Regions from separate parts of the Mus musculus genome. Here all the other regions are linked to region 1. Evidence: chromatin loops called from intact Hi-C (ENCODE). Cell type or tissue: left cerebral cortex. All regions are shown on one strand.

Region 1 (8,000 bases):
TCTCTCCATTCCTCAGGTCCCCAGGTCCTGACTTGGCCTTCTTGACTTCCTGTCCTGACAAGAACAAAGTCCATTTCAACCCGACTGGCTCCGCCTTCTGCCCTGTCAGCTTGATCAAGCCCCTCTTCCCCAGTATGGGCTTCATCTTCCGTAACTGCCCCTCCAGCCCTGGCTCCCCTCTTCCCACTGCCAGCCCCAGGGCACCTCGGAAGGGTCCAGAAGCTTCCAAGGCCTCCTCGCTGCCATCTGAGCCATGGCAGCGCAGCCCACCATCGGAAGAGTCTGTGCTTTTCCAGAGCTCCTTGGTAGTCTGAGTCCCCCAGGCCCCTACCACACTTTACCATGGAGACTAGTGCCTTGGTGGCAAGCTCTTTGTTAGCTTCCCAAGCTGGGGGATGGAGGAGCCCTTCCTTCCCTCTTGGCCTTTGAGCACTTTCCTTTATTGTGTCAAAGCCCCAGGTCCTTTGGTGGACATCAGCCCTCCACAGGGAGGAGACTTACCTCCTCCACCAGCAGCAGGCAGCTCACAACTTACACTTGTGTACCTGCGGTTTCCCTCACCTGCCAGAAGGTCTTGAATCTTCTAGCCCAGGGTGTGAGTCCAGATGACTTATAAGAGGCTCTTGTCATGGAACAGTTGGCTGTGGCTAAGAGAGGGGAGGTGCCACAGGCTTCCTGACAGCTCCACTCTAGAGACACAGAAAGGCAGACCAGATGCCTCCCTCCTAGAGGAGTTGACCAGAGTGGCCCTCAGGGCCAGAACACTTGACCAATCAGCTGTTGGCAGGGGACCATGAGATTTCCCAAGTGGCATTTTCATCTCAGTTTTACCCTGACTAAAGATTGTCTTAGGGGAATCCCAACCCAAAGTGAATAGTGGGAAGAGGGGTCTGGCATTCCTTCAGGGGGCATGCAGCAGCCCCGTACTCGCCACCTGCCCCAGGGGGCATGAGCAGCTCCATGCCCTCTACCCACCCCAAGGTTGGGTTGAATTAGAAAAATGCCTATTTTTCTTGTATCGATGTAGAAACTCTATTTTCTCCCAAAGACACTATTTTTGCAGCTATTTGAAGTTTGTATATTTTCCGTATTGCAGAGCTTACACAAAATTGAAGAATGTTAATGTTCAAGGTTTCATATCTTGTGTTTAGAGGTTATTGTGGTTTTTGTTTGTTTATTTTTTGCAGATCTTGATTTTAATAGACCAAATAAATATGTATTCCAGCAGTTTGGGTTTTCTGAATACCTGGGATGGGAGGAGTGAAGTAGAGTGGAAGGTATTGTATCCATCACTGTATCCTGTCTTCAAGAGAAGGAACTTCCATTTAACATACAATGGTCTAGTTGCTGTATGGATGGGCCTTGCTAGAGACTTTTCACAAAGACACATTAACATGACATCTTGTGTAGAATGGAGAATGTGATGTGTCCTGCAAGTGGACATGGAAGTCACTAGGGAAGCGGCCCATTCTAATAAGAGTCCCCCAAAAGCTCCTGAGCGTCAGTGGACTTGAGAGAGAATGTGAATACAACTGAAGGGAGACAGTCTGGCATTTCAGGGACTCCTTGTACTTGCAGGGAAAATGAGACTAGGAAATGGCTTGTAGCTGGAGCAGCATTAAGGCAGTAGCTACCATGCCTATCTGTGTGCCAGTGAGTACCCAAGGCAAGAGTGTGCAGCCTTGGACACAGAAACCATCCTTGTCCTTTCATAGCCTCTCAGATGTAAGAGCTCTTAGATGTTTGAGCAAAGTGGGAATCACCATCCCAACATTCTGTTAGTGCGTGGAACTTATGAAGCATTTCAGCAAAAGGCATTTCCATTCTACTGGGGGGAATACAGTGGTGCAATCATATCTGTCTCAGAAGACTTCAGGAACGCCCACCCCCCATCCCCCGAGCGCAGGTCAGGCTATCCCAAGTACTATCACCAGCAAACCAAATGAGAAGATGTAAGAGAATGTCATTGAAAATATGACAACCGGGCTGGTGAGATGGCTCAGTGGGTAAGAGCACCCAACTGCTCTTCCGAAGGTCCGCAGTTCAAATCCCAGCAACCACATGGTGGCTCACAACCATCCGAGATCTGACTCCCTCTTCTGGAATGTCTGAAGACAGCTACAGTGTACTTACATATAAATAAATAAAATCTTTTAAAAAAAAAAAAAAAAAAAAAAAAGAAAATATGACAACCGTTGGGGTGAGAGAAGAACCATTCTGTGAGTGAAGGAATATCCAAACAGCTTTTTCTAAAAAGACTGTACCAAGTCAGGGAGTAAGGATTGGCACCCTGACCCACTTCACAGCTGGTGCTTCCTAACCAAAGAACCCCCCTGCTGGTTATCACCATTGATCTCACCTGAGGAGACTCAGCCAGGTGGTGGCGGCGGCAACCGCACACATCTTTAATTCCAGCACTTAGGAGGCAGAGGCAGGTGGAGCTCTTGAGTTCAAGGCCAGCCTGTCTACAGAGAGTTCCAGGACAGCCAGTGAAATCCTGTCTTGGAAAAAAATAAAAAACACATGGGGAAACTCAACCCAGGTCAAGTGAATTGTTTGAGGTCCCAGTTGGAAAATAAAAGGCAGAAGTGGAATCCAGACTCACTGTTTGGTTCCCTGGAAGTGTCTGTCTGCTGATTCACTAGAATAAACCAAAGGCCAAGAAAGTAAACGTATAGTGACTCCCAGAAGGAGACACCAGGAAAGGGACAGACCCTATTTTCTCTTAGTCCTCCTAGCCTTGAAAGATGTCTGGCTTGTCCCCAAAGCCTTAGTGAGTCAGGTCCCCAGTGATGGGTGTGGTGCTGCCTGCCTTTCCTTCCTTTGCCTGAGGACGTGCCAAAGGAGCAAGCCTGCTTAGAGGAAAGCAACCCAAGACCCACAACTGCTTGACAATTGGGACTGTTATTAGGTAGGGGACTTGGTGACCTGGTGTTAAGTCTTGCTTTTGCAATTCTAGCAAAGCAGGTGAAGACCCAACTGTTAAATCAGGGAGAAGTCCATGGATGAGACCAAAAATAGGAAGAGGTGTGGTGTGGTGTGGTGTGGTGTGGTGTGTGTGTGTGTGTGTGTGTGTTGCTTCATTGGAGAGTTGGAAGGTCTTGAAGAAAATTTACTTAAGAAGTTGGAAGGGAGCCAGGCAGTGGTGGCGCACTCCTTTAATCCCAGCACTTGGGAGGCTGAGGCAGGCAGATTTCTGAGTTCGAGGTCAGCCAGGTCTACAGAGTGAGTTCCAGGACAGCCAGGGCTACACAGAGAAACCTGTCTCGAAAAACCAAAAAAAAAAAAAAAAAAAAAAAAACACTCGGAAGGGAGGTAAAGAGAAAAGGATTGTAAATTCAACATTATTCTACATAGCAGATTCGAGGACAGCCTGCGCTACATGTGATTATGTCTTTTGTTGTTTTTTAAAAGGCATTTCAATAAATTGAATTTTTCACCTCGAAGAGGTGAGGAAATACGATTAGAGTTGAGAAAATATGATGACTAATACTCCAAACTTGCACAGCACACTTAACAGTTTATAAAACACTTTGGTAAACCTTAGCTCATTTAATCCTCACACCGTTCAATGAGTGACAGGGTGGTTATTACTAATTACCCCTCGTTTGCAGAGCGAGAAAACTGTAGCTCGGAATTTAAGCAACACGTGATGTGCTGCCTCTAAGTGATAAGAGCCCTGACCTATCACAGAGCCTGCCCGGTGGCTCCCTGCCCAAAGAAGAGGACCTGGACTTCTTAGCCAGGTCTTGAACACAGGGTAGACAGGGTTGGAGTCGCTAACGTTGGGCAGCGGCTAGAGGGCGCTACGGCTCTATGAAGCGTTCTTGGCGTTAGGACCCAGCCGAGGCCTGACAGCCAACTGCAAAAAAAAAAAAAAGCCTTTAATTCTCTTCTGGCCTCACCGCCTCTTTCTCCGCCCATCTGTCTATTTTCGCTCTGCGGAGCCAATTGATAACATCCACATACTTATACGTCATCACTATACGCCGCGTAATCGCCTAGGCCTCCCCACCGAGCTCCAGCTTGTAGATGTCCTCGGCGTTGCCTGATCGGAAAAACCTAAAAGAGGAGACAATAACCTCGATATGGCTGGCTTTCCTGGCCACCAGGAATGGAGCCAAGATCTTAAAGCCTTCCTTCTTTCCTAGAACGCTCCTGCCGGGGCAGGAGGCATTTCCCTCTCGGAAGCTCTGAGCTGGCATATCTGGAGGTAGCTGCTCCGGCCTACGAGCCGGCGGTCGCACGCAGCTCCTATGAGGTCCCTGCCGCCGGCCGGCGATGTCCGCCTGGAGCTTTCGCCTTCGCCGCCGGTACCGCTACCTGCTCTGAACGGATCTTCGGCCGACTCGTCCGTGCGTCTCATGGCCGCTAGTAGATCCCTGGTGCCTGATCGGCTGCGCCTGCCGCTCTGCTTCTTGGGTGTCTTTGTCTGCTATTTCTACTATGGGATCCTGCAGGAGAAGATGTGAGCAGACCCTTGAGGGGGCAGGACTCCTAGCATCCCCCAGCCAGGGCCGGAATTCAGTCTCCACCATCCATTTTACGGTCTAGTCTTCAGGCTTCCTGTGTCTGGTACAGGGTTTTCTCTTCTCCGGCTCGGCCCTCTGACCTTTTTTTGCACCCTGCTATTATACATTGCTAGCTGAGCATCCTTGTAATTCTAAAATTTCAGGGCCGGCCTCTGGAGTTTTAGAACGCGATTTTTTTTTTCCCTTTAGATATTTTTACTTTTGTTGATTCCAAGAGTGCTCCGTGACCTGAGCCAGGTCTTATTTTATTTTATTTTTAGAAAGCCCCGAGGTGTTTGCAGACCGTTAATCTTCTTGCTCTGGGTCTTGCCTTTTTTTTTTTTTTTTCTCCTACGGGGGATACTTTTGTTCAGCTGTCTTGACTTTTTTTTTTTCTCCTACCTGTGTCCTTTACGGATATTTTTTCCTTAGGCTATGGTAGCAGTAGGTTGGCGTCTACTGTTTAGACTTAGTTTTTAGGCTTAAATCAAATCGTCTCCTTTGGGTAAATGAGCTCAGTAATCCTTCCTAACTCTAACTACACCCACAAAAGCATGATACTTCCAAAGCTCTCAGTGGATCTGAACATACTTGATGCCACCGAGTAGCACACACTAATTGCTTTTTTATGTGTTTCGTCTTAGCACAAGAGGGAAGTATGGAGAAGGACCCAAACAGGAGACATTCACCTTTGCCTTAACTTTGGTTTTCATCCAGTGTGTGATCAATGCTATGTTTGCCAAGATCTGTGAGTACCTCATAGTAATTTGTTGGGCTCACTCTCCTTCCTCCCATATTCTGGGCATAGACGTGGATTCATCTTTAAAAATCAAAGTTTTCCCTACCTCCACACCCTTGAGTATTTAAACAGCTTCTCTACAGACTGTAAAACCAATGGCTGTGAAATGAGATTAAAATATTAGGCCTCTAAATTATACCAACTTTTTAGTTGGAGACGACTGGGCCGTCTATATTCCAAATCCCCATTGAAAGCCCTTAGAACATTTTCCCCTTTATCCCTTTGACTTCGCTTTGTGTGTCAGCTTCAAACATGTCTTTGTTCCTGTCAGTAGAGTTAAGCCATCCTTTCTTGAACTCAGTGAATCTCTCCCTCCACTCAGCATGTGGTTGTGTTAGGCTTAAGGGGAACTGGGACGATGAATAATTTTCAGAGATTTCCCAGCTTAAGAGGATAGAAATAGCGGTCTTACTTGACAGGCAAGTTCCTTTCCTATGGCCTCAACTTTTTGCTTAGTGGTCCATCCTTGCCCCACCGGGTTTCTCTTGTATGTTTTGTTTGTTTTTGTTTTATTTTTTGTCTTCTCCCAGTGATCCAGTTTTTTGACACTGCCAGGGTGGATCGCACTCGGACCTGGCTCTATGCTGCCTGTTCTGTCTCCTATGTGGGTGCCATGGTCTCCAGCAACTCAGCCCTGCAGTTTGTCAACTATCCAACTCAGGTGAAACCTCAGGGTGAGATGAGAGTTGGCTCAGAAATTGTGTGGACAGGACTAAGGGGATCTTCCCTCCTCTTCCCCTCAGGTCTGTGACTTAAAGGAAACAATCCTAGAAGGCTAGGGAGTGAGCTCAGTTAGTAGAGCTGGCTTAGCATGCGTGAAGACCTGGGTTCCATCCCCAACACTGCATGAGCGAGGCATGGTGTCACATGCCTGCCTGCAGTCCTTGTACTTGGGAGGTAGAGGCTGGAGGGTCAGAATCAGAGGCTCATGATCATGTTCTGCTGTAGCAGTGTATCCAGTTCAAAGCCAGCCTGGGCTACTTGAAACTATGTTCAAAACAAAACAAACCTTGAAACTATGTTCAAAATATAAATAAATAATAGGAAAAAAGAAAGAAACACTCAAAGCAGAGTATGCTTGAGAAAGAGTTTAGGACCTAGAGTTGGGTACAGGTTGGGTTTGGCCATGATAGGGCTGCCTCCTGAGACCAAGCTGTGGGGTTGAGGGCCAATGTTGTCGCCTCTGAATGTAGCAGCGACATCCTTCCTGGGACCCCACAGATGCTCAGAAGTTATTTGCTCACTTTTATTTCAGGTTCTCGGTAAATCCTGCAAGCCAATCCCAGGTAAGCCGAGATGGTGAACTCGGGCTTCCTCTTTCTCCCCAAGTGACTCTGGGTGGCACCATCCCGTCGGAGGTCTCCCTAGTGTCTTTCCTGTCGCCGGTGTTGCTTCCTGTGGTGTGCACAGGCCAAGTGGGAGCGAGAGGCTGACCTTGCCTGCCTTGTGTCCTCAGTTACTGTAGTGTCCCCCGTGTTTTCATTATCATCACACACCCAGAATCCCGTGCGGGCCAGCTACCTCTTCCTTTCAGTGTCTGGTGTCCCCTCCCTTGTCCTCCGCCCTTCCCAGGTCCTTCCTGGACCTTTGACTTTTGTCCCCTCCCTTCCCCACCTGTGCACTACTCACACCCTGTTGCTCAACCATCTTTATCTGGGTGCCAGCCTGACACCCCTCCCACCTCACCCTCGGTAGGGCTTCTTTCTCAGACGTTTCTCCCTCAGTCTTGACATGGCTCTCAGGAAGAGGGTGCTGGGGTCACTGAGACCAGTGGGACTTGAGTTTCACTGTCTTGTTTGCTTGTCTCTCTGTAGTTATGCTCCTGGGAGTGACGCTCTTGAAGAAGAAGTACCCGCTGGCCAAGTACCTGTGTGTATTGCTAATTGTGGCTGGCGTGGCTCTTTTCATGTATAAGCCCAAGAAGGTGGTTGGAATAGAAGAGCACACTGTTGGCTTTGGAGAGCTTCTTCTGGTATGCAGTCCTATTTTGAAGGCAGCCTTTTCTAGCAGATTCTACCAAGGACAGCCCTTAACAAGGCAGGCAGAAAGCCAAGGGAGGGCGTGTTGTCCCTTGACTCCTTCCTGTTGCTGGTCTTTGTTGAAAGGTCCCTGGCTCTGCTATGGCCACAACAAGGAGCCTGAAATATTTAGCCATAGCTAAGGAAGCTCTCCTGGAGAAGAGCTCTCTGAGGTCTGTGTCTAGATCCCTGTGTGAGCTCAGAGATACCCGAGAGCTGAGGAGGAAAGGATGCAGTGTGCGTCCCTGGGTTTCCAGGCAACACAGAAGCCAGACTTGAATGAACGACAGTTGTCATTTAGTGTTAGGCCCTGTCCCAAGTGCTTCACATCGTCGCTGATTTACAACAGTATTCTAACACAGTGTTACCTCCATTTTATAAGTGAAGAAACTGAGGGGAGGCTAACTCACTTGATCACTCACTTGATCACTTAAGTGGCAGGGTTCCAGGCCAGGCAGTCTGATCACAGAACCTAGGCTCTGGAGTATAGTTCTCGCCATCCCCCTCCCCCCCCAACCACCTTTTGAGACAGAATTTCTGTGTATAGGCCTGGCTGGCCTCAAATTTTAAAGATCCGCCTGTCTCTGCTTCCCGAGTGCTGGGATTAAAGGCGTGCGCTACTACTACCGTGCTGGAACACAGTCCTTACTGAGCCAGAAAGCTAGCCTGCGG
Region 2 (8,000 bases), 270 kb before region 1:
GGTTGGATGGTTGTGAGCCACCATGTGGTTGCTGAAATTTGAACTCAGGAACTTCGGAAGAACAGTCAGTGCTCTTAACCGCTGAGCCATCTCTCCAGCCTAGTGCTTGGGTTTAATGGTTCTGACAGGTATAACCCCTCTAATTCTCCTCTTGCAGCCTCTGACCTCTGACCTCAGGCCTTCCGACCTATAACTTTTCCTCCTTTTGTCAGCCAGGTCACTCCACTCCTCCTTTCCCTCCCCACTCAACATGGATTCTTAAACAACCCCTGCCTCTCCCTGACTTTCAAGGCCAATCCCCTACCCACTGCAGCCAGGAGCCTAGCTCCCCCCACCCCAGAAAGTGCACCGGCACACTAAGGCATTTCCTGTGCACAGTCAGTTCTTTCTGGTCCCCTTGGCTGCAGATTCCCTTTAGACTTCCTGATCACTCTCCCTGTGCCTCGGGCTCCACCAGTTCTCTCTCGATAGCTTCACTTTACCCTCACACCACATATGTACTGAGGGGAAAGACCCAAACAGCTTGAACAATCCCTGTAACCCTAAGATGTTCTGAACATACGGAAATGCTCAAGGGTTGGCTTAGCAAATACCCACATGGTCAGTTTCCACGTAACCTTTGGCCAAACCAGAAGGCCTACCTGCCTTGGCCCCAGAGTAAGTTAAGATTTCCTGCCCTAGCCGGCAATCCCAGTGTTCCGGGGGTGCGGGGGGGGGGGGGCAGTTGGTGATTTCTATGGGGGGTGGGGCAGTTGGTGATTTCTATATCACCCTGAGCTGCACAGCAAGACCCTGTCTCAAAGGAGGAGGAGGAAGAGGAGGAGGAGGAGGAGGAGGACAAAGACAGGGCTCAAATCTTGAATTCACCATTTACGTGTCCTCTCTGCCCCTCTGTCAAAAGGCAGAAACAAGGGCACCCATGCCAGGACTCCTAGCGATTAGTGAGTGAACTCTAGTTTGTTGAGCAGAGCAAGAGCTGCCTCTTATCATTCAATCTTCCTTCCTGACTCAACACGAGTGATCACCTCTTTGGTGGGGTTCCAGATTCTTCCCGCCCACCCGCCTACCTCCTCAGGGAGGGCACCGGTTCCAACCAACATCAAAACAGGCTTGCTCCCATTTCAAACACTCACACTCCTGCTCCCAGCATGCCAGTATCCCTGTCTTCAGCCCTCTTTGCCCTCTCCAGCCCCCACGACCTTCTGAGCTGCCTGCACTTGCCCTGGGCTTCCCTCCCTCCCACTCTCCCCTCAGCCTTGGCCCCCATCCCCAGCTCCTCCCACATCTCCAACCGACTCCAGGACTCCAAGGAGATGGCATCCTCCTGTTGACCCAACTAGGCCACATAGCTACCTTTGAGCTCACTGGCCACACCCTCCTCTTTGAAGTTCTCCTTCAGAGCTACCACCACCACCACCACCACCACCACCACCACCACCACTCAGGGCCCTTTGTACTGCCTCTCACCCCTGACCACTCTCAGTTGCCATTTTCCTTGTTGCTGTACACTCTTCTTCCCTCCAAGACGTTCATCTATGCCAGAGACTCTACTGCAGCAAAATGCCAGACTCCAAGTTTTCCTTCCTAACCCTTCCTTCCTTTCTTCCTTCCTTCCTTCTTTCCTTCCTTCCTTCCTTCCTCCCCCCCTCCTTCCTCTTCCTCTTCTTTTTCTTCCTTTTCCATTGTTGTTGAGACATGGCCTCTCTATGCAGTACTGGAACTCATTATGGACTAGGCTGACCTTGAACTCACAGACATCCACCTGCCTATAACTTCCAAGCACTGGGACTAAAGGCATGCCCCACTACCCCATGCCTGGTTGCTGATTGATTTTTCAGAGCCATGTGACATGTTGCCGACCGACGGCTGCTGGACAGACCTCCCTAGGTGTCTCAATGATGCTCAGACTCCACTTAAGAGAACTAACTGCTTGGCAGGATCCTCCACCGTCACCCATACACATGCCACATTCCGCCCTCCGGCACGAAACACACGTGCACCGAAAGACAGGTGCAAGAAGACGCCTCTCAGCGAGACTTAGGATCACCTCAGACTGGAAGCTACCCAAATTCCCGTCAACTGTAGAGCAGATAAATGCACGGTGATGTAGTCTATGACAAGAGGCTTGCACACAATGTGCCAATATACTCCACATCATGCATGTATCTTACGATACAGTGTTGAGTTAAAAAAAAAAATACCAGGCGGAGCTAGGAGAGCTAGTAGCTCAGTGGTACAGCATGCATTCAACATCCATGCGGCCATCCCAGTGCTGCCAAGGAAGAGAATGAGGAGGAGGAGGAGGAGGAGGAGGAGGAGGAGGAGGAGGAGGAGGAGGAGGAGGAGGAGGGAGAAGAGGGAGAGGAGAGAGAGTAGGAGGAAGAGGGAGAGGAGGAGGAGGAGGAGGAGGGAGAAGAGGGAGAGGAGAGAGAGTAGGAGGAAGAGGGAGAGGAGGAGGAGGAGGAGGGAGAAGAGGGAGAGGAGAGAGAGTAGGAGGAAGAGGAAGAGGAGGAGGGGGAGGAGGAGGAGGGAGAGGAGGAAGAGGCAGAGGAGGAAGAGGAGGGAGAGGAGGAGGAAAAGGAAGAGGAGGAGGAGGAGGAGGAGGAGGAGACAGAGTCAAAGACAAAAGAGTATATACTGTATACTTTCATTTACCTAAAAGCTAAAAAAGAGTTGGGATGATGGCTCAGCTGCTAAGAACACACTTGCTCTTGCGGAGGACCTGGGCTCAGTTCCCGGCACCCACATGTTGGCTCACAACTCTTAACTCATAACTCCAACCCAGGGCATCCAATGACCTTTTTTGACCTCCCTGGGTCTCAGGCACACATGCAGGCAAAAATGCTCAGATACCTAAGGTAAAGGAAGTGAGTCTTAAAAACCAAACATATGCCGGGCAGTGGTGGCGCACGTCTTTAATCCCAGCACTTGGAAGGCAGAGGCAGGCGGTTTTGTGAGTTCGAGGCCAGCCAGGGCTACACAGAGAAACCCTGGCTCAAAAAAACCAAACCAACCAACCAAACAACAACAAAAAAACAAACATAGGACAATCTGATCCGTTTGTTCAGTTGACATTGATCAAGATGGTGTTTGCCCGCATGACTTCTGGGCGCTGGGGGTGTGGCTTTGTTCGGTCTGGGTGCTGAGTGTACAACTCTGGCTCATGCAGTCTTGTGGGTCAGGATAAGCACTTGTCTGCAGGTGCACACGCTTGCAGCAAACTGGCTGCATCCTCTTCCCAGCCATGCAGCCCCTCTTTCTGGGGTTTGTGTGTTCATAGAATGTGTCCACCTTCCCCTCATCTGTCCACATCAGAAGACTGTAGACCATTTCCCCGTTCCTCTCTCCCCACCATTCACACCGTGCATCTCCAAACCCCGTGACCCGGCAGCCGCCATCTTTCATTCTTTCTGCCCCACTGCCTTTTAGCCCAGACCACACTTTCTTCTGGCTTGAACCAGTGCCGAGGTCTCTAGCCTTCAGTCTTGGCAATTGTTTGTTCACAGAACAGCCAGGGGTGCTTCTAGAATGAAAATCCCACCCTGTTCTTTCATGATTAAAACTTTAAAAAAAAAAGAATTATTTATTTATTTTATGTATATGAGTACACTAATGTACCTGTCTTCAGACACACCAGAAGAGGGCATCGGATCCCATTACAGATGGTTGTGAATCACCATGTGGTTGCTGGGAATTGAAATCAGGACCCCGGGAAGAGCAGTCAGTGCTCTTAACCACTAAATTATCTCTCCAACCCGGTTAAAACTTTTTTCTTTTCTTTTCTTTTCTTTTCTTTTCTTTTCTTTTCTTTTCTTTTCTTTTCTTTTCTTTTCTTTTCTTTCTTTCTTTCTTTCTTTCTTTCCTTCCTTCCTTCCTTCCTTCTTTCTTTCCTTCTTTCCTTCCTTCCTTCTTTCTTTCTTTCTTTATTTTTATTTATTTATTTTTTTGAGATAGGGTTTCTCTGTGTAGCTCTGGCTGGCCTCGAACTCACTATGTAGTCCAGGCTGGTCTTGAACTCAGAAATCTGCCTGCCTCTGTCTCCCAAGTGCTGGGATTAAAGGTGTGCATTAAAACTTTAATGGTTCTCTGCAGCCTATGAGTACAGTTCATGGTCCTGCTATTCCACTTCCAGGACTGATTTCTGAGCCCCTTGCCTCACTTTTAGGGCCTCCCTACCACTGACACCCCCATACTAAGCTCTAGGCAGCTCCACAAGACTTTGCACAGCCTTTTCCAGCAACCAAGAACCACTCTTTGCCAACAGCCCTGGTTTTTTTTAATTAGGTATTTTCCTCATTTACATTTCCAATGCTATCCCAAAAGTCCCCCATACACTCCCCCTGACTCCCCTACCCACCCAACAGCCCTGTTTTTATAGACCAAACGCCACACTTCCTGCAGGTCTTGCTTCAGATGCCCTCTGGCCTATGAAAGGTCTGGCCTCTACCATGGCAGCACATACAACCCCCACCCCATCACCCACCACACCATAGTGAAACCAGTCCTCAGAGTGCCCACGTCCCATGATGGAAGTTGGGCCCCATGAAGAGGACATTATGGCTGTCTTGAAGATCAGCTCATCAGCACCCAAGACATGGACACACCACAGAGGCTCTACCAACACTGTGCCTGAATGAGACTCTGGAAAGATATGTGTAAACTGCTCTTTTAACTTGAAAGCAGAAAAACCAAAAAGAGAAGTCACTGACCAAACATAGATGGGAGAACAGAGAAGGAGCTGGAAACCAAAGAGTTATGGGGACCATTAAACTGTTTGCTACAAGAGGCTGATTTCCAGCCTTCCGGAGAGTCAGACATGACCTTCTTATGGCCACTAGATGGCGCCAGTTCCCCAGGCAAGGAAGAAAGCAAGCCTGCCTACACTCCTGGTTCCATTCTTTTCCTGAGCGTCATCCCTCTGCTGGTTCCTTATGAACAGTGCCCACTCGGCCTGACACCTTGTCTCCAAGGACCAGGGCCATCAGCAGGCACCTCTTCTCCGTGCAACAGACCTTGACCTGGACACCAACCAGCGTCCTTCACTCTTGCCAGCCTCCTAGAGGTCACCAGCTGCCTTGCTTCACCCCTCCTTCAGGAGCAGGACTCTGGCTAGCTGACACTTGCTCATCTTGCTGGACCAGATGAGGTCCAGTGGGTGACACCAGTCCTGCTGCATCTTCTGGCTGCCTCTCCACCCAGCTCTCACCCAGCTGTTGGTGGAAGGGAGCTTCCTGCTGGTCGTAGGGACCCTTCAGGAACAACTCTGAACTCATTTCCATTGAGAATGAGTCCTGTGCCTGCTTCAGGCCTTCCATCAACTGTGCCTCAGCCTCAGCCTGGCCTCTGGGTCAAGGGAATTCAGGTCCTCTTATTTAGTCACTCAACAAACATTTCCCAAAGACTATCTTAGGTATCTGAAGGATTATGGTGAATGGGGTAGGCAGTCTCCAGCACACTGTGCAACAAAGTGTTAGTCACACAAACAATTTTTAAATAATTCTTCCCCCACCCCCTTCTCCGAGACAGGGTTTCTTTGTGTAACCTTAGCTATCCTAGAACTAGCTCTGTAGACCAGGTTGGCCTCGAACACACAGACATCCACTTCCCTTTGCCTCCCGAGTACTAGTGTTAAAGGCATACGCTGCCATGCCCGGCCTTAAATGTTTCTTTACGTTACTGTTGTGATTTCAGTCCGCTTCTAGAGCACAACAGACCTTGGAAATTACCCTAAAATAACTCACTATTACCCCAAGGCTCCTGTGCTCAACCCAGCCAGGCCCAGGTAGGGTGAGGAGAGACTGGGGCGTCTCCGAATCACCTGCTACTCCAAATGAATGAATGAACGAACTCCCGAGACAGGGTTTGCCCGACGCTGTCCCTTCCCTGTGGGCAGCTGGGGGCTCCAAAACAGGCCCTCCCCGCCGCCCCCGCTTGCATCCTGGGAGGGGAACCGGCAGCCCAATGCCCTTCCTGCCCCCAACGCCCCGGGCTCCTTGGGCGCCCTCTTGGCAGAAGAACAGAGGGCATCCAGAGCGGGTGGCAACTCGTCCCGCCACGAGCTCGCAGCGGCGGGCGATAGGAGCTGGGGGGACGCTCAGATAGACAGACAGATAGCGTTCCCCTCTCCCGCCCCCGCCCCCACCTTTCCCACGCGGCGGCCTCCTGGGGCGGCCCAGGCCAGGCGGTCACCTACTCCTGTCACTGCTCCCCGACCTAGGTCCTCTGCCCAGCCAACTCTACGTTTTTCCAGGTTCAGCATCCTGTGTCTGAGTTTAACATCGAAACATTTGACTGCGGCCCCTAAACAATCTAAGCAGAATGAGACCCCTTTCCTGTCTGCCTGCTTACCTCCTCCTTAATGCAGCCTTAAGGCAAGTTGCAGAACTCCGGAAAACCACGAGGTGGTGCGCTGGCACTGTGTCCTGGCTAGGCAAAGGCAGGGGAAATAGAAGGTTCGAGGTGTGTAGGGAAGGCCTGGGGATGGAGGGGGAAATAAGAATTAAAATTGGGAGAAGCCTCCTTCCTCCAAGGATAGGTTTGGGAGCAGAAGTGGAGATGCAATAGAGAAATGAGATTGGCACCCAGAACAGTAAATATTACCCGGGAACTGGACTTTGAGAGCCAGACAAGACTAGGGGGGTTGGAGATTGCTCCAAGGTGAGAAACATCTTCATTGGGGCCTCCATGGACAGAAGAAATTGAGTGAAGTACATGGCTCCTGTCTATTGGAGATAGATGGATCTGAGCATGTATCTATGCACATTTGGGCATACCCAGCTCACAGGTCGGTCATTCAGGACCCTACACTTCCACTGCCTCACACTACATACAGAGACACACTCTCATGCACACAGGTTCTCACGGGCACTCTTGCACACACTGTATTTTGTGTATTTTGCGGAAGATGTAACATAGATCTTTCACCCCTAACAAAGTCTGTGCTCCTAAGAGCTGTCCCAGACTGAGTGGACCCTGCCTCCAGACTTCCTGAAGAACACAGAAAGCCAGCCTCATAGGGACTGACTGCCTCGTGGCTCTTCCATTCATGAAAGGGCACACATATAGCTGGGGGTACCTCTGTCTTCTAAAGCAGCCCCTAAATCCATACAGCCTTGCTCCAGTAGGGACTTGCAGGCCCAAGGTGTTCTTGCTTGGTGAGACTCTTCCTTCAGAATTTAAAATTTTATATTTCACATCTGCAGTGTCATTAAGATAACATATTAAGCCAGGGCCATACGGAGAAACCCTGTCTCGAAAAAAAACAACAAAAAACAAAACAAAACAAAACAAAAATATAATATATTTATATAGTCCAACCTTTTTTTCCAATTTTAAAAGTGATCAAAATATTTTCATGGACCCTGGGTCTTTGCCACTTTCTGTCTGTCATTTGCATAGACCACACATACATCATTAAGGACCACCTCCTTCCACAAACACCCAATGGGTAAATTCCCCTCCTTCCTCATCTCACCTAAGCCCACCCCTGGCCACTAAAACAGACCGATTAGTAGATCCTGGGGGCTCCGCACAGCCAACCCCTCCGCACATTTGGGGGATTTATCGGAGGTAGAGCATAGGAGGAACACAGTGGCGCTGGGGGGAGTGTGTGTGTGTGTGTGTGTGTGTGTGTGTGTGTGTGTGTGTGTATTAGGGGTAACAACAAAGAGGGTTGAGAGGGTTGGGGGAGCCAGTGAGAAAGCGCGAGCGTGTTTTGCCTCGAAGGCAAGACTTGCAGCCAATCAGCGCGCAGGAGCCTCCCTCGGCGACTCCAACATTGAGTCTATAACCGGCTGGCCGGGCGGAGCTGGCAGCATTTGACTGTGGCTTGGGACGCGGAGAGAGGCACGCAGCGACTGACCGACAGCCGGCGATGGTCTAAGCGCCCCTCGGCCACCCCCTCCCCCAGACGCGACCGCGTCCTGCCCTCGCCCTCTGGACACACACCCCCACCTGGGCTCCTCCGCCCGTTCGGCGCTCCTCGGAGGAGGCCCGGGGTG
Region 3 (8,000 bases), 75 kb before region 1:
CGAGGTGCCATCACTCTCTGAACTGTCTGTATGCTCGAGATCTGTAGAAAAATCGGAATCTTCGGTTCCATCTGAACTACTGCCTGCATTTCTCTGCAATACCATAGATCCAGACATTAGCACAAAAGCATTTACTACAGTTTTCTATTAGCACTGGAAGTAAAATGAACCATGATGCTGAAGTACCAAGTTCCAACATAAGGAAGGACTCCACCACCAGCCAGCCTTTCCCCTCCCTGCTGTGCAGAGGCGCTGCCCTTCCTTTCAGACATGCTAGTGGAATGACCTACAACCAAACCACCTGTACTCAGCAGACCGAGAAGAGAAGTAATTCTTCGTGTATTATCACTAATTCTGAAACAATCTGGACTGAATCACTAGAAATTGGAAATAAAAGCACCCAACCCAACAACAAAACACCCAAATCAAAATGGTCTGGCTAGTCAAGAAAAAAATAAAAAGGACAAACGAAAGAAAAAGCACAGTCCAGTGGCTGACAGCACAGGCCGCTCCGGCAAAGGACCCTAGTTCATTTGCCAGCACTTGCCCACTTGGTAGTTCACAACTGAAGTCTGTAACTCCCGCTCCAGAGGGAGCCAAATACCTCCAGCCTCCGCAGGCACCTGTTCTCACACATCCCTACACACATCCAGATAATTAAAATAGTACAACTAAACCTTAAAAAAAAAAAAGGAAAAGAAAAAGTCCAAGATGGCATATAAAATGTTATTGCTAGGCCTCACTGAACTTTGGGGTAAATTTTATTCAAATTCTCCATCAACAAAAATTATATTATATATTATAATATAATAAAAATTATATTAGCTGGGCATGGTGGTGTATGCCATTAATCCTAGGAGTAAGAAGATCTCTGTGAGTCCAGGGCAGCCTGGTCTACATAACAGAGTTCCAGGACAGCCAGAGCTACAGAGAAACCCTGACCGGGGTCATTTCAAAGTATGTTCTTGGGGCTGGAGAGATGGTTTGGTGGTTAAGAGCATTTGCTGCTCTTCCAGAGGACCTGGGTTCAATTCCCAACATCCATGGCAGCTTACAACTACCTGGAGCTCCAGTTCTAGGAGCTCTTTTTTTTTTTTTTAAGATTTATTTATTATTATATGTAAGTACACTGTAGCTGTCTTCAGACACACCAGAAGAGGGAGTCAGATCTTGTTACGGATGGTTGTAAGCCACCATGTGGTTGCTGGGATTTGAACTCTGGACCTTCGGAAGAGCAGTCGGGTGCTCTTACCCACTGAAAGAAATTAACCAAAAAAAAGATACAAATTATTTTCTTAACCATCAGTCCTCAAAGTTTCTCCACATGGATGTTATAAGTGCTGCTGGAAAGGAATTTATACTAAAAACTAAATAGGTATTCAAACCGGGCTTTTTAAAAATTAGATTTATTTTACTGTATGTGTGAAAGTTTTGCCTGTATATTGATCTCATACACGCCCTCGGAGGTCAAGGGAGGTTGTCCAGTCACCTGGGACTGGAGTCATAAGCGGTTGTGAGGCTTGAAACAAGGTGCTTGGAACCCAGTCCTCTACAAGAGCAATGAGTACTCTGACCAGCTGAACAATCCCTGCAGCCCCACGTGTCAGGTTCTCAGAAAAACGCATGCCACACCCTAGCCATAACTCTCGGCCTCTGGAAGGGTGATGAGCCATGAAGATTACTTTACCTAGTAAGCACTGACACGTGCTCTTTTCTAAGCTGGACAAAGAGTACTTGCTGAAATCACTACAACTCCTCAAACTCAGTCCTACTATCTTTGGCAGGAAAAGGGAGTGGGACAGACGAAGGACTGAACTCAGGGCTTCCCGGCAGTAACCACACCCCACTGAGCTATAGCTTAGTCCCAGGCCCCAACGCTTTATTCAAAGAATAAGCTCCCTGGGGCCAAGTATGTTTGGAGTTACTAGATTCTTACAGAGGACACATATATCCTGTGATTAACAACCCACACTAAAAACATTAATATTTTCTAGCAAACAGAAATTTAGTATCACACTACATGAGGCATATAAAAAAACTAAATAACCTAAGGATAGATTAGGACAGATTGGCCATCAACCAAGTTACCAACATATTTACATTTGGGTTTTGTTGGTTTTGAGATAGGTTCTTGCTATTTAGCTCAGGCTGGCCTGGAATTTATTATATAACCCAGGTTTGCCTTAAGCTCAAGATGAGCCTCCTGCCTCAGCCTCCAGGATGCCAGAACTACAGGTGTGTATCACTATACCCAGCAAGAACTTACATTTTCTTCTTCTTTTTGAGTCAGGACACCCCAGCATATCAGCCATGTGTACCTCAAACTATAGAGATCCACCTCCCAAGTGCTGGAATTAAAGGCTTGTACCATAACATCCAGGAAGAATTTACATTCTCCACTTTTACATTTGGAAACTGCTAAAAGGAGACTAGATCATTCCAACAAACCAGTAGGTCTGTCTCTTGTATTTGGTATGCCTGGATATAAATACTACCTGTCGAGCTGATGAGATGGCTCAGCAGGTTAAGAGCACTGACTGCTCTACCGAGGGTTCTGAGTTCAAATCCCAGCAACCACATGGTGGCTCACAAACACCTGTGCCCTCTTCTGGTGCGTCTAAACTCAGCTACAATGTACTCATGTATAATAATAAATAAATCTTTGGGCCTGAGTGAGCAGAGGTCCTAAAAATTCAATTCCCAACAACCACATGAAGGCTCACAACCATCTGTACAGCTACAGTGTACTCACATACATAAAATACATAAATTAATCTTTTAAAAAAATACTACCTGTCAACTCTGGTCATTGCAAGAGACATTAATGTAAATATTTAACTTGGAAAGCTTCCATGAAGAGTGATCTCTGCAGAAATATGAATACCAACCGTCTATCCATCCAAATATTTCATTCAAAAATCTGACCACAAGTAAATAGAGGCACAGAATGTCACTAAAAGGCAAACTTTAGGGTCATCTCAGCCAAAGACCCTGACACCCGTCCATGACCTATCAATTCTGCCTGGCTTAACCCTGAAAATCAGCTCTTTACTTATTTCCCACGTTAACGGCTTTCTTACAGTGTATACAATTTCAAGCAGAGACTGTATGAACTATGGTTCTTTGTGTTCTTCTCTCAACAGCGATAACCCTTTAAGCCAGTGATCACGCATACTTTTCGAATTCCTAGCAACTAGCACGTAACACTGCTCTTTGCATTTTACGACTGAACATATGGGGCAAATGTCATACAGTTCAACAAACATTTACTGACCAGGAAATGTCAAACTGAACAAATAGGTGGAAGACGGTGACTGAGACGCAACAGGCCTGCGAGCTATCCCTTGGGGGTGGGCGCTGGCTTTCTAACCACCCATCCTCGGCTTTGTTGTAATCCCCCCACCAGGAAAGGAAAGTGGTCTTCCCAACTCGCCTTTACAACACCTATCGCCATCTCTATCCGGAAGGGCGGGGCGTTGGTCGCCCCAATCCAGGCCTTGCTAAGCCGCACCCGCCACAAGAACAGACTGCAAAGCTGGGCCAATAAAGAGAAGGGAGAGCATTCGCCACAGCCAGTCGGAGAGCACCGGGGCCAGACCGAGACACCGCCCACGCACGCGGGGAGGTGACCGTTGGGCCCAAACAGGCGGCGTCACCATCCAATCAATACGCTTCTAGACATTTCCGCGACCAATTAACAAGAACGCCTCCGATCCGGGCAAGCAGAGGGCGGGAATAGTTACAGGCATAGGCCGAGGCCAGGGTCGGGCCCACATTTTTCTGTCTGGTACCGAGAGGAGACAGAGTAGCTAGGCTAGGTTCGGGGGACCAGAAAGTTGGAACCCAAGCACGACGAGGCGTGGCCAACCGCGTCACGTTACTCAATCGACTCCCCTTAGAAACCCGCCATCCCTTCTCTGCCATTTCTCACCTTCCTTCGCGGCATTGCCGGCGGCTGCAGCCCGACGGTTCCGATTCGGGCGGCGGCAGCACCAGCAGGAACGGGGGCTCCGGCGGGCTCCGTGGCGGCCTCTGTAGCTGTCCCAAACCCTGCGGACGATCCCAAGTGCCTCCTACCTCTCAGCGTCTAGAGCCTTCTGCGCAAGCGCCGCGGGCTGGAAGCGCCTATTCCTTAACTTCCGGCTGAGGCTTGCGTCACCTGACCTTTAGGCCAGTGAGGATCATGGGAAGCTCGAAACTCTTAGTGAGGCCAGTCAGCGCCATTTTGGAATTGGGCAGGAGACGGCACCAGTGGTGAAACCTTCGGCTAGACCTTTTTAGTTAGGTAGGCGGCATTCGTGTGGGATTAGGTAGCCATGATTGTTTGGGGCAGAAGTCTGGCAGTTGAAGGTAACCGTTTTCATCTTTACATTGGGCAAACTCTTCCTTCCTCGTCGTTTTAATTTGTGGCGTGGAGGGAGGAAAACCCCAGAATCCATCAGGTTGTCGATCTTTAACTCTTTCATTTCCTAGTCGGCCGAAGGACGTTTCCGTTCATTCTGTAAACTCCGAACTGGCAAGAGATATTTTGCCCAAGGAACTGCTGTAAGAGCTATTCCGTGTTCCGGAGTGGTGTGAATGGGGCTTGAATAAAGGATTGACAGGGTCGTTGTCGGTCTTGAAGTGGGGTAGAGTGTTCTCTTTATGCCTTGTCCTTGCGTTAAGAGAACAAGAAGTAAGTTATGAGATGATGCAGAGCCATTCTCAGGATGCCGGAGCGCCAAAGAATTTCCAGTTTATCTCTGTTGTGAAACGCCCCCGGCTTATCAGTGCTCTGCTTTGGTTTGAGATCTTTGGGTGGCCCGGAGAGGGGCGGAGGACGTGGTTTGAATGTGAGGGTGCTGTACCAAAAGTCGGAGAAGTGTTGAACCTCATTCAGCCCGTGTGACCTCTGTAGCACAAATGCAAGAGCCAAGAACTGAGTGGAGAGAGAAATAGTATTTTGAAAGACACTAGAAAGGGAGTGGGTATTCAAGTAATAATAAAAGGCCATAAGAAGAAGAAATTAAGACTAGAAGAAAGAGCTATACGAAAAGTCTGGAACCAGGTGGGGGGGTGGGGGTGGGGGTGCATGCTTTTTGAAGCAGGCAGATCCAAATCATGAGCTTACGGCCAGCCTGGTCTACATGGCCAGTTCCAGGCTAGATCCTGTCTCGAAAAAGAAAAGTCTGGAAAGTGGTTTGTAGGCCTTGAAGTTTTAGCCTCAGAGGACTTGAAAGAACCAAGGTGAACCAAGAGTGACTTGCTGGAATCAAAGCAACCTCAGTAATTACCAAGATAGAATTCTGGTTCCAGATTTGTGTGTGTGTGTGTGTGTGAGCTGAGCACGCACTCATGACCAGGTGAGTGCTCAGAGGACAACTTTGGGGAATAGATTCCTAACTTCCACCTTTGTGGTGTCTCTGGGATCAAACTCGGGTCATCCAGCTTGCTGAAAGAGCAAGTGCTTTTATCCCCTGAACCCCCACAGGCCCCTATCAGAATTTCCATTTGAGGCTGGCTAACCTGGAGAGAGGCTTTAAGAACAGAATACAAACCTGATTGACATGCTAAACAGAGGACTCTTCGGAGTTAAAAAAATTCCAGACCCTTAGCCCACATTCCCTGGGGCTGGGGGTGGGGAATAGCTTAAGCCATTGTTGACGCCATTAGCATTCGGTATTTTGCTTTTAGTACTTAGTATAAATACCTTTTAACAATCTTTGTGAGTTGATTTGCACATAAAAACTTGCTTGAAAAGGGCTCAGATATTTTCCTTTGTATTATTTTAGCTCTCTCGTGTTTAATCCATTCTATCACTGTTCTTTTCACGTAAGGATATGTTCCTGGGGCTACTCTGGAATGTTCTAACTCCCTAACTAGTGCTAACAGCCTCTTATATTTGAATAATATCCTTTTAAGTTGGCTTGTGGTGACACACATCTGTACTCCCAGTCCTTGAATCAAAAGCTTGATTCAGTTTAAGGTTTTCAGCTACATGGTTCTAGGTCAGCCTAGACCGGATTCATCTTCCAACCCCCTGTAATTTCTTTTCTGTCTTCAGAAAGACTTTCCTGATTTACTGTTTGTAAGGTAATAAAACATGGTGACATTATTTTTCAGAAACTACTGCATATTTTCAAACGTTGGTAGATATGTCCCCCCTCCATTTCCCAGCCAATAGGAACACAGTCCCTACTCCTCATTATCAGCTTCACTAGAATTGAGTACAAGGCTTTGATGTCAGATGCAGATCAGCTCTGTCTTTTTTTTTTTCTCTCTGTGTTGCTCTTGGATGGGTTTTTTTTTTTTAAGATTTATTTACTAATATATGTAAGTACACTGTAGCTGTCTTCAGACAACTCCAGAAGAGGGAGTCAGATCTTGTTGCGGATGGTTGTGAGCCACCATGTGGTTGCCGGGATTTGAACTCTGGACCTTCGGAAGAGCAGTCGGGTGCTCTTACCCACTGAGCCATCTCACCAGCCCCCTTGGATGGGTTTTTAAATTGACCTAAGTTTCTCATCTTAAAGTGTTTGTGCTAATGACCAGCTGACTAAGTGGTTGGAAAGAATAAAAGAAATGAGTGTTTTGAAAGACTCAGCAAGTTCCTGAGATAGAGTAAGTGCTTGATGTATGGCTCTTTGTTTGTTTGCAGTCTCTCTAATCATGACTATAGCATCCTACTGTTTGGTATTTTCCTGTGGTGTCAGTGGTCACTTCTATCTATTTAGCTCACTTCAGCTTTAGAAACCTAGCAATTACACAGACATCATGTTATACCAAGATGGAGAAAACAGCATCTTCCCTCAGTGGAGCTATGAGTTTGAGTTGTTCTCAAATGCTATGGACTACTAAAAAAAAAAAAAAAAATAGAAGGACAGAAGGATCCACCGGGACAGAGAGGCAGGCGGAGCATTTCGTCTGAAAAGTAGGAAAAAGATGAAAGGTGAATGAAAAATTTAATAGGATGACAGAAACCAGGGGCTTTCCATGCAAAGAGTACAGCATGTTGAGAAGCTGAGGTGTGGAGCAAGCGTCCTGTCTGGGGTAACTGACTTGGCAAGGGGGAGTGAAATGGTTGCCAAAATGGTGCTGGGAACCAGTTCCTGCAGAGCCTTCTGTACCTGGGTTGGGAGACTGGACTGGAGGGGCTAGGCTGGTACTGAAGTACTTTAAGCAGAGACATTCCGTGATCAGACTTGCAGTTTAGAGATTTACTTCTGGCAGCTTTTAGAGGAGGGATCAGAGAAGCAGGGAAGCCCAAAGTAGTTTAGTTCAAATGCTGCTGCAATCTGCGCCCAAGACGAGGGCTAACTAAAGCAGACTGGGATGGCGGGGACAGTCGCATGTGCCTTTGTAGATGGTTTTTACTTGTATCTGTGTCTCATCTCCTCCATTACGTTTCTGAGTTCTCCCCAAATAAAAAGTTCCTCAGTTTTCCAGGACTGGATGGCTCATTGCTTAAGAGCACTGGTTGCTCCTCCAGAAGACGAGGGTTCAATTCCCAGCACCCACATGGCAGCTCACAACTGCCGGTAACTCTGGTTCTAGGGGATCTGACACACAGACACATTCAGGCAAAACAGCAATGCACATTAAAAAAAAAAAAAAAGTTCCTCAGTTTCCTTTAAAATACACAAAAAAAAAAGGGGGGGGGTACTAGGTCATATTAGGCAAAGAGGAAGGACAGCATGCAGGCAGAGTCTGAAAGAGGGTATAAGGCTAATTTTTTTCCTAGTTTTAACTCTGCCATAGTTTTCTTTTTTCAGTGGATAAGCAAGTAAGAAACTGTAGCTGATAATGAGCATGATAAACTCTAAGCCACGTTCCCTCGCTTCCGAATAGCAATTCTAACCGTAAGGGAGCTCACTGAGCTCTGGAGCAAGCTTGGGACTCAGCAAGTGTTTGAGTAGCTACTGTAATCTAGTTGCATGATGTTTTATTTGTGAGTTCATTACAATAAAGTGAGTTTATTCGAAGAAATCCAGCCGGGCAGTAGTGGTACATGCCTTTAATCC

The links. Hi-C counts contacts between places; a loop is a spot of excess contacts. Peaks named below come from ENCODE experiments on the same cell type or tissue, not always from the same donor. Only the 100,000 strongest peaks of a DNase experiment are listed, where the experiment ranks them.
Region 2: it touches region 1 in a loop (2.9-fold over the local background); 9 of 42 quality-filtered maps call a loop at or near these places.
Region 3: it touches region 1 in a loop (6-fold over the local background); 16 of 42 quality-filtered maps call a loop at or near these places.

The regions. Positions count from the first base shown.
Region 1 is chr11:95,380,646-95,388,645 of GRCm38, forward strand. It overlaps Fam117a (family with sequence similarity 117, member A), which reads left to right. Exons shown (of 8, transcript NM_172543.4): 8 at 17-1,227. The coding sequence ends at 314. It overlaps Slc35b1 (solute carrier family 35, member B1), which reads left to right and starts at 4,211. Exons shown (of 9, transcript NM_016752.3): 1 at 4,211-4,468; 2 at 5,156-5,259; 3 at 5,841-5,971; 4 at 6,566-6,596; 5 at 7,125-7,282. The coding sequence starts at 4,365. In left cerebral cortex, a CTCF peak has its summit at 3,789; a DNase peak (open chromatin) is centred at 3,961; H3K4me3 peaks cover 1,713 bases; H3K27ac peaks cover 871 bases.
Region 2 is chr11:95,112,305-95,120,304 of GRCm38, forward strand. It overlaps Dlx3 (distal-less homeobox 3), which reads left to right and starts at 7,813. Exons shown (of 3, transcript NM_010055.4): 1 at 7,813-8,000. In left cerebral cortex, CTCF peaks have their summits at 4,841 (motif pointing right) and 6,400; DNase peaks (open chromatin) are centred at 4,859, 6,401 and 7,803; H3K4me3 peaks cover 143 bases.
Region 3 is chr11:95,306,104-95,314,103 of GRCm38, forward strand. Kat7 (K(lysine) acetyltransferase 7) reads right to left here and starts at 4,143. Exons shown (of 15, transcript NM_001195003.1): 1 at 3,932-4,143; 2 at 1-93. The coding sequence starts at 3,946. It overlaps Gm11520 (predicted gene 11520), which reads left to right and starts at 4,313. Exons shown (of 3, transcript NR_155298.1): 1 at 4,313-4,350. In left cerebral cortex, no CTCF peak of the experiment used is centred here; DNase peaks (open chromatin) are centred at 3,619 and 4,223; H3K4me3 peaks cover 2,434 bases; H3K27ac peaks cover 1,562 bases.